Linked DNA regions of Homo sapiens: region 1 is linked to region 2. Evidence: chromatin contacts called from ENCODE Hi-C or POLR2A ChIA-PET data. All regions are on one chromosome and are shown on one strand. The core of a region is the stretch at or near the end of the contact, and the rest is flanking DNA. Distances in the headings are between cores, read along the strand shown. Region 1 has its middle 19 kb from the start of CPOX. Region 2 has its middle 3.4 kb from the start of GABRR3.

The links. Hi-C counts contacts between places; a loop is a spot of excess contacts on that map. ChIA-PET counts read pairs that join two places held with the same protein, here RNA polymerase II (POLR2A). Pooled maps may share reads with other maps.
Region 1: a pooled map shows a loop between it and region 2 (5-fold over the local background). The contact joins two enhancer-like sites. A Hi-C loop is called at or near these places in 2 of 168 maps with a recorded cell type or tissue (GM13976 and PC-9), 7 of 37 single-sample maps with no recorded cell type and 10 of 50 pooled maps. POLR2A ChIA-PET finds 5 or more read pairs at or near these places in 1 of 52 experiments (B cell).

Annotation. Positions count from the first base shown.
Region 1 is chr3:98,610,573-98,615,279 of GRCh38, forward strand. No RefSeq gene overlaps it. Among named protein-coding and RNA genes, the nearest start is that of CPOX, 19 kb to the left of the region's middle. RefSeq lists enhancers at 2,478-2,547, 2,858-3,007. Within about 2 kb of position 2,733, at least 3 of the 41 ENCODE cell types and tissues checked have a DNase peak (open chromatin) inside an H3K27ac peak, as active enhancers do.
Region 2 is chr3:98,036,330-98,041,196 of GRCh38, forward strand. No RefSeq gene overlaps it. Among named protein-coding and RNA genes, the nearest start is that of GABRR3, 3.4 kb to the left of the region's middle. RefSeq lists an enhancer at 3,016-3,310. Within about 2 kb of position 3,407, at least 4 of the 41 ENCODE cell types and tissues checked have a DNase peak (open chromatin) inside an H3K27ac peak, as active enhancers do.

The DNA.
Region 1 (4,707 bases), core at 1,483-3,982, 570 kb after region 2:
GTTTCTTTGTTGACTTTCTGTCTTGATGACCTGTCTGGTGCTGTCAATGGAGTATTGGAGCCCCCCACTATTATTGTGTTGCTATCTCATTTCTTAGGTCTAGTAGTAATTGTTTTATAAATTTGGGAGCTCCAGTGTTTGGTGCATATATATTTAGGATTGTGATATTTTCCTGTTGGACTAGTCCTTTTATCATTATATAATGTCCTTCTTTGTCTTTTTTGACTGCTGTTGCTTAAAAGTTTGTTTTGTCTGATGTAAGAATGGCTACTCCTGCTTGCTTTTGGTGTCCATTTGCATGGAATGTCTTTTTCCATCCCTTTACCTTAAGTTTATGTGAGTCCTTATGTGTTAGATAAGCCTCTTGAAGATGGCAGATACTTGGTTGGTGAATTCTTACCCATTCTGCCATTCTGTATCTTTCAAGTGGAGCATTTAGGCCATTTATTAATACGTTCAACGTTAGTAATGAGATGTGAGGTACTATTCTATTCATTGTGTTATCTGTTGCCTGAATAACTTGTTGCTGCTGTTGTTGTTTTATTGTGTTTTTGTTTTATAGGTCCTGTAAGATTTATGCTTTAAGGAGGTTCTATTTTGGTGTATTTCAAGGATTTGTTTCAAGATTTAGAGCTCCTTTTAGCAGTTCTTGTAGTGCTGGCTTGGTAGTGATGAATTCTCTCAGCATTTGTTTATTCATTTATAAAGATTAGTTTTTCTGGATACAAAATTCTTGGCTGATAATTGTTTTGTTTAAGGAGGCTAAAAATAGGACCCCAATCCCTTCTAATTTGTAGGGTTTCTGCAAAGAAATTAGCCATTAAGCTGACAGGTTTTCCTTTATAGGCTACCTACTGGTTTTGCCTGACAGCTCTTAAGATTATTTTCTTTGTCTTGATTTTAGATAACCTGATGACTATGTGCCTAGGTGATGATCTTTTTGCAATGAATTTCCCAGGTGTTCTTTGAGCTTCTTGTATTTGGATGTCTAGATCTCTAGCAAGGCCAGGGAAGTTTTCCTCAAATATTCCCTAAAATAAGTTTTCCAAACTTTTAGATATCTCTCCTTTTTTGGGAACACCAATTATTCTCAGGTTTGTTCATTTAACATAATCTCAAACTTCTTGGATGCTTTGTTCATTTTTTAAATTATTTTTTCTTTGTCTTTGTTGGAGTGGGTTGATTCAAGAGCCTTGTCTTCCAGCTCTGAACTGTTTTCTTCTACTTGTTCAATTTTATTGCTGAGAATTTCCAGTGTATTTTGCATTTTTCTAAGTGTGTTCTTCATTTCCAGAAGTTGAGATTTTTTTTATTTATGCCATCTACTTCTCTGGAAATTTTTCCATCCATGTCCTGTAACATTTTTAAGATTTCTTTAAGTTGATATTCACCTTTCTCTGGTGCCTCCTTAAGTAGCTTAATAATCGACCTTCTGGGCCAGGCATGGTTGCTCATGCCTGTAATCCCAGCACTTTGGGAGGCCAAGGCGGGCAGATCATCTGAGGTCAGGAGTTTGAGACCAGCCTGGCCAACATGGCAAAACCCTATCTCTAATAAAAATACAATAATTAGCCGGGTGTTGTTGCGTGTGCCTGTAGTCCCAGCTACTCAGGAGGCTGAGGCAGGATAATCACTTGAAGCCGGGAGGCAAAGGTTGAAGTGAACCAAGATTGCACCACTGCACTCCATCCTGGGGGACACAGTGAGACACTGTCTCAATAAAATAAAATAAAATAATAAAATAAATCGACCTTCTGAATTCTTTTCCTGGCAATTCAGAGATTTCTTCTTGGTTTGGATCCATTGCTGGTGAGCTGGTATGATCTTCTGGGGGTGATTTAAAAAAAAAAAAAAAAAAAAAAAAAAAAAAAACCTTGTTTTGTCATGTTACCAGAATTGTTTTTCTGGTTCTTTCTTATTTGGGTAGACTATGTCAGAGGGTAGATCTGGGGCTCAAGGGCTGCTTTAAGATTCTTTTGTCCCACAGGGTGTTCCCTTGATGTGGTGCTGTTCCCCCTTCCCCTAGGGATGGGGCTTCCTGAGAGCTTAACGGCAGTGATTGTTATTTCTCTTCTGGGTCTGGCCACCTAGTGGAGCTTCCGAGTTCTGGGCTGGTACTAGGGAGTGTTGGCAAAGGGTGCTGTGATGTGATCTGTCTTCAGGTCTTTCAACAGCAATAGTATAGGGAGGATACAAGTTTGCCCTAGGGTTGTCTGGATAAGTTTTGTGTTGGTTGGCCTCCAGCCAGGAGGTGGCGCTTACAAGAGAGCATCAGCTGTAGGTAGTATAGGGAAGGAGGATACAGGCTTTCCCTAGTGACACCTGGATAAGAATTTGGGTTTCTCAGGTGGTGGGTGGGGCCGTAGAGCTCCGGACAGATTATGTTCTTTATCTCTGGCTACCAGGGTGGGTTGAGAAAGACCATCAGGTTGGGGCAGGGTTAGGGGTGTCTGAGCTCAGACTCTCCTTGGGCAGGGCTTGCTGCAGCTGCTGTAGGGGATGAGGGTGTGGTTCTCAGTCCAATGGAGTTATGTTCCCAGGGCAATTATGGCTGTCTGTGCTGTGTCATGCAGTTCACCAGGGAAGTGGGGGAAAGCTAGTGGTTACAGGCCTTACCAAGTTCCCACACAGCCAGAAAGGCCAGTCTCACTCCCACCCTGCCCCCACAACAGCACCAAGTTTATAGCCAGGCGGCCAGTGAGCAGGGCTGAGAACTTGTCCCAGGCTGCAAGCCCCTCCACTGAGAACGAAAGCAGGGCTTTCAGGTTTCATGCCTCCCCGCCTGCCACAGCTTCTGTGCTGAGTCCGCACTCTCAGTTCCTCCCTTTCTCCGGGTTCCGTCCCAAAAACTTCACATTGGGTTGAAATTGTTACAAAGCTCAGCTGAAAGTTTCCTTCTCCCTGTGGTCTTTCCCCAATTTCACAGGCAGCCCTCCCTAAGGACCCCTGTGAGCAAAGTCAGAAATGGCTTTCCTGGGGACCGAGAGTGCCCACAGTGCTCTTCCTGTTGCTTAGAAGTAGAGACCCCTGTATTTCACTGGCTCTCTAAATTTGTCTCAGCTCCAGGTAAGGTCAAATACTTCTCCCATGATTTGGGCCTTCAGGTTCCCCAGTGAGGATGTGTGTTTGGGGGCAGAGCAGATGATCCCCCTTTCACACTTTCACACTTTGGGCACTCACAGTTTTTCAGCTGTCTCACGGAACCTGCAGCGCCAATCCACTTCCTTTACAGAGTCTGTGGATTCTCTCGGCACTCCTGATACATTCCTGTGGTAGTTCTTAGAGCAAAAGTTCGCAGTGTGAGTCTCCACATGCTGCTCTGTCCATCCAAGTGGGAACTGCAAGTTAGTCCTGCCTCCTATCTGCCATTTTTTTGGTACCATCATTTTTAAATATATTATAATTGAAAGGAACTGGTAAAGAAAACATAGGATTTCTCTGCATTATTTCTTACAACTACATGTTAATCACAATTATGTTAAAATAAAATACAATTTAAAAAACTCCTAGCAAAGTAGGGATAGGTTAGAACTTCCAAATTTGATTTAAAAAAATAGTTCTAAATACATACAACAAACATTATACTTCATGTGAAAATATTAAAAGTTTTTCTTCAATATCATGAACAAGACAAGTACCTGTTCTCACCACTTTTATCCAGCACTCTATTAGAAGTTCTAGCTAGTGCAATAAAGCAAGATAATGACATAAAAATTATAAGATCAGGAAAAGAAGAATTAAAACTGTCAGTATTCACAGATAACATGGCTATACATGTAAAACTTCCAAAAAAAGGAGAGATAATTTTTTAATTAATAGATGCATTTGCTAAGATATTGGATGCAGAGTCAATACATAAAAATAAATTCTATATGCTAGAAAAAAATTTGAATATGTCATTTTCAATCTAATCAAATAACATTAAATCCTTCAAAGGTTCATGTCACCTCACCAGGTAAAGAACCACAGCCAACTGAGGGACTTGCTGAGGCAAAGGGAATATTGGAGGTAGAGTGGAAGAAGGTAGGTAGTTACAAATACCAGCTATGACCACATGACCAGTTACCAAAATCAGAACTATAATTGTCATATTTGCTCATTTTTGTTATAAATACATTTGTATGTGTGTGTACAAAGCAAATATTTTTCCTTTCTTATCACCTTAACATGTAACATAAGATATATTGACTTTATATCATAGAATTTAAGTATTATTAATGTTGCATCACAGTGTGTAAGTTACAGGACATCAAGAAGAGTAAATATCAGCCAAAGACTTTGCATCTTCTTCTGGGGAAAGGATTGGTGCATTTTCAGTTGTACCCACATAATTCCATACCTCATGTTAGGTAGAGGTATAACCTTATTATTGTCCTTATTTGAAGATTTAAATATGGTTTAGGAGATGGGTATGAGTGCCAAGGTGACAAGGAGTGAGCTTGTGATGGTTAATTTTCTGTATCAACCCTTCTAGGCCACAGTGTCTGGATAGTTGGTCAAATGTTATTCTGGATATTTCCAAAAGGGTGTTTGTGGATGAGATCAACATTTAAATTGGTGGATTTTGAATAAAGCAGATTGTCTTCCATAATGTGGGTTGGGTTCGTACAATTAGTGGAAGGCCTTAATAGAAGAAACAACTGACTTCCCCCAAACAAAAGGGAATTCTGTCAGCAGGTGGTCTTCACATTTCAACTGCAACATGGA
Region 2 (4,867 bases), core at 2,157-4,656:
TTAGGGATTTATTATGTTGATAAATGTGCCTCTAGTTAATTCATTTTAACTGCTATATGGCACTTCAGTATGGATGCATAACATTGCATTTATTCGTATTTTTGTTGATGGGCATTGTTTCTTATTTTTCTATTATAAACAATCCTGCAATAAATTCTTATAAATATTTTCTTGTACACATGTGTAAGTGTTTCTTTAGGATAAATACCTAAAAGTAAAATGGCTAGGACAAATAATTTTCACACCTTCAAATTTACTAAGCACAATCATATTGCTCATCAAAGTGCTTGTACCAATTTACTTCCCCACTAGCAGTGAATGAGAGTTCTTATTTCTTAAAATATTTTTTAACATTGGTATTATCAGACTTTTAAATGTTAAGTAATTCAATCAGTATTGTAATTTTAATTTCTGTAATGTTTAGAAACGTTGAAGCATTTTCTTCAGGTATTTCGGAGCCAGTAAGCCTTCTTTGAAGAGCCAATGGAAGAAATGTAGGAAAAGTTGCCCATCTTAAGCTACTGTCACTTTGGTTGTTGGAAGACCGCACTGTGGTCAAAGTTTGTTTCAGTACATTCCACCTCAGTGCTCTTACGAGATCCAGGGCACCAACCCCTCGGCCCTAGCACTATCTATTACCTCGTCCCCTCTTCACTTAGTAAGCAACATCTACACTAACATTTCCCAAAGTATTTCTTGGCTACACTGAAGGCATTTTGTGAAAAATTGTTATGTACTAAATGAGTTTGGGAAACATTATACATTTTATTACTCTGTTAGGGGTCACACTCTTACCCCAGGGCCTTTGCACTGGTTGTCACCCTTGCCTGACATATTGTTCATCTGGATATCTATATGGCTAACTCCCTTAACAAATTCAAATGTATGCTAAAATGTCATCTATTGAATGAAGTATACCCTGACCACTCTTTTTAAAAATACCGTATTCTTTCTTTCCTCCTACAACCTGTGTTACCAATCTACCTTTCATCCTGCTTAGCATGTTTTATATAATTTACATTATGTTTATTGTTCATAATCTGTCTTATCCGGCTAGAATGTAAGCTCTGCAAGGAAGTGATCTTTGTTTTGTTCCCTGAGGCATCCCAAACACTTATAATTATCTTTGAAGTATAGTTGGTATTAGTAAATATTTCTTAAATAATGAATGAATATTAACACGTTCAAGGCTTCAGTTGAAAAAAAAAAAGCCTGCTTTGTTCTGCTGAATTCTGTGTCTCTCAAACTTATTTGATCTCAGATCCCATTTTAAAACAAAACAAGACAAAACAAAACAAAACAAAACAAAAGAAAACCACGATACTTACATTCTCCCAAAATAGTACTCCTCCATGACAGCCAGTTCTCATTCATAGGTAAATCAGTGAGATTCTCATTTATAGGCAAATTGGTGCTTTGCACATTCTCCTTACCAAAATTCTGTGTCCTATCATCTTGAGACAACCTTTGATGACTGCTAAACTTTTACGTTCGCAAAGAAATATTGGTAGCTGATAAAGAATAAGCAAGATTGAAGAGGAGACTTCACGAAGTGGTCTTTGATCTGAAGGAATGAAGCACTGGAATAGAAGATGTCCTCTTTACAGGACTCAGTGGAGCTATTTGGGGCACTTATTTTTCGGAAATATCTGTCAAGTCATATGCCTCCTCACTGTCACTTAAATTATGTTAGGATGCCCTGGTGTCTCCTTCTGCATCGCAGGGATGAATCATGATGAGAATCTGTCTGACCTCTTTACTGAATAATCTTTGCTAGACTATCTATATCGCTATAAACATTAAGGAAGAAATAAAAGCAGTTTGTTTTTTGATGATGAATTTTAAGTGGGAAATGGTCTGCATAAAAATAAAAATAAGGCAATGGCTTACACTAGAGAGAGTTGACTTACAGAAAGTCTAAGGGTTTTAGTTCAATTACAAGAAGGCATCTGCCTCTGTTGATGCTGAGTTAGCTCCTTAACCTTATTCCTTTAGAGCTTCCCTTTGCAAGCTCAGTAAGCTTCTTAAGAAAAAAAAAAAAAGCAGAAAAGCACATCTGTCAGAACTAGAAAGTGGTAACTACCAGGAAACAAAATGAATCACAGGGTCACTGGAGAATTTCGTAGTAGTTTAAGCTCTCCCTTGCATAAATTGTCTCCTGTTTACTCTTCTTCCACTCTGATGATGTCAGTCAGCCAGTTTTTATTTCTTTGGCAGCGACATAAAGAGAAAATTTGGAAAGGATGGCTGTGTCGCCAATCTTGGGGTATGTAGCCATTATTTTGCCTATAAAGAGAAAACAAAAGAAAAGCTAAGGTCTTATTTAGACTGGATCTGACAACAGCAACAACAACAAATTCCAAGCTTCTATAAATTTCCCACTGTGTCTGCAGGATGTCATCTAGGCAAAATATCTTGATTTGCAAATTGTAGAGTCATAAAATCTTAATAGGGAAAGACTTTTGGAAATCATTTAGACTACATTTAATGTCTCTCCTGCTCTCTTTTATGCAGAGGAAGCTAGGACTAGAGAGGTTAAGTGATCAACTAATTTAGTTTTCATATTTACAGTCATGTGCTGCACAACGACGTTTTGGTCAGTGATGGACCACATATATGACTGCAGTTCTCCAATAAGCTAAGGTTAATTTATTATTGAAGAAAGAAAAATATTTTGTATAAATTTAGTATAGCCTAAGTGTACAGTTGACAGTAGTGTACAGTCATGTCTTGGGCTTTCACACTCAGTCACCCAGAACAACTCACTAACTCACCCAGAACAACTTTCAGTCCTGTTAACTCCATTCATGGTAAGTGCCCTATACAATTCATCTTTTATACTGCATTTTAACTGAACCTTTTCTATTTTGTCTATGTTTATACATGTTTAGATACACAAATACGTACCATTGTGTTACAATTGCCTATAGTATTTGGTATAATAACGTGCTGTATAGGTTTGTGGCCTAGGAGTAATATCATATAGCATAGGTGTGCAGTAGGCTAGACCATAGAGTTTTGTGTAAGTATACTCTACAATGTTTGCACAATGAGGAAATCACCTAACAACGCATTTCTCTGAGTTTGTCCCCGTCATCAAATTGCGCGTAACTGTTTTGCTTTGATGCATTGGAAATATAACTGGCCATGCCTAGAGCAGCCAGTAGGGGGCATTTGCTATCCTTCCAAAAAACCCTGCTCTCACTCAGAAATCCTGTTTCCTCTCCAGTTCCCAGAATTACCAGATAACCAGTAGATCATCGTTTTTTCATACCCAGTAGACCATCGTCCCCCCCACGACCCTTGTTTCAGTCTCTTATCACATCCTTCCTGGCATACAGAATCAGCTGTGATACGAGTGAGGACACCTGAAGAATCTTGCTCTGTTTTACAGGCAAGAGGATGACACTAAAGCAAAGCAGTCTTCATCATCGTGTAATAGCGCAAGACCACCACTAGATGGAAGCATAGGATACACATTCTCATCCAAATTACTATTGTCTCGAATTTGCCTCCTTAGGAAAACTTTCTTATGTAGTATTGGTAAATGCAAATTATTCAGCACTTGTAGTGAATAATTTTCACTTACCAATACTGGCAGAATGAACTGAAAAGATTAATGATATAATACCAAATGATTCAGATAAAAAACCCACACACCCCGTTATTGAGGAAAATGCAATTATTTACCTCGAATAATTGACTAATGAGGTTTATTGGTTTCTCTGATTGAACACTAATTTATTTTTAAGATTTCACTTTTTACCTACACCTAAGAACAGCATTTTGTTTGTGGGAACGGTAAGAGACAGAGGTGAACATTGTAGAAAAATAAGCTTTCTATTAGAATGAAGTACCTGTTATGAGTAAAGTTTCTAAAGGGCACTAAATAAAACACTAGGGCACATGGCTCTGGGACTGGATATGGTACTTACTGCATGATTTTTAAAAAGTTTCTTAAACTTCCTGGACTTCAATTTCCTCTTCTGTATTCATTAAGCACATGTATGTAGGTGACTTTTGAGACCCCTGAGGAAGCAATAAAACACAGTGGTTAAGAAGAGACAATAGCGATAATCTTTATTGGGATATTTGGTGTCAGTTTTTGTGGGTACAAACATCTATTCTTCCATTTACTACTTGTCTGAACATTGAAAATGACCTAAGATTTTTTGTTGAGTCAGTTACTTTATATATAGTTAAGAGGAATAATACTAGGACCTATCTTTTAAGGTTAAAGTCAGAATTTATGAGACTGTATGTTTAGCACAATGTTTGATACATTGAAGATACCATAATTGACAAAATTAATATCAGCTATCAATCTCATGCATCTTTATTAATGTAGTATGATCTTCCAATGTTATGAATTTCATTAAGATTACCAATAAGGTCCCTGTTTTCCAGGATTGAGATTTTGAGTCATCTTTAATTACTCCCTTTCAAAATCTTTCTTCGTTTTTTGCTTCAGAGCTACTTTTGCATTTTCCTGCCCTTTGTATTTCCATTGCCACCTGACCTTTTTGTCTCTAATATTAATATATCTCCCTGGGCTCCAGTGCTGCCACTGCTATGCATGCACCTACTTTCTGGGCCCTGGTACCATTGAGAAATATGCCCATATTTCTCAGAGAAGACTCCATCTGTGGGAGAAATGGAGAACAGAAGGGCCCAAGAAACTATTGCTGCTGCCATGGACACCCACAAATTTTGCCATCAAGTGCCCCCATAGTATTTGCTGACACTGACCTCAGCTGATGCAGCTGTTAGAATTTCATACCAATGCACCACCTTAGAGTAGAAGCTGCTGCACCCCATCTGACCAGCACCCTTGTACCCATCTGTGGTGAAGATCTTTCCCAACTGA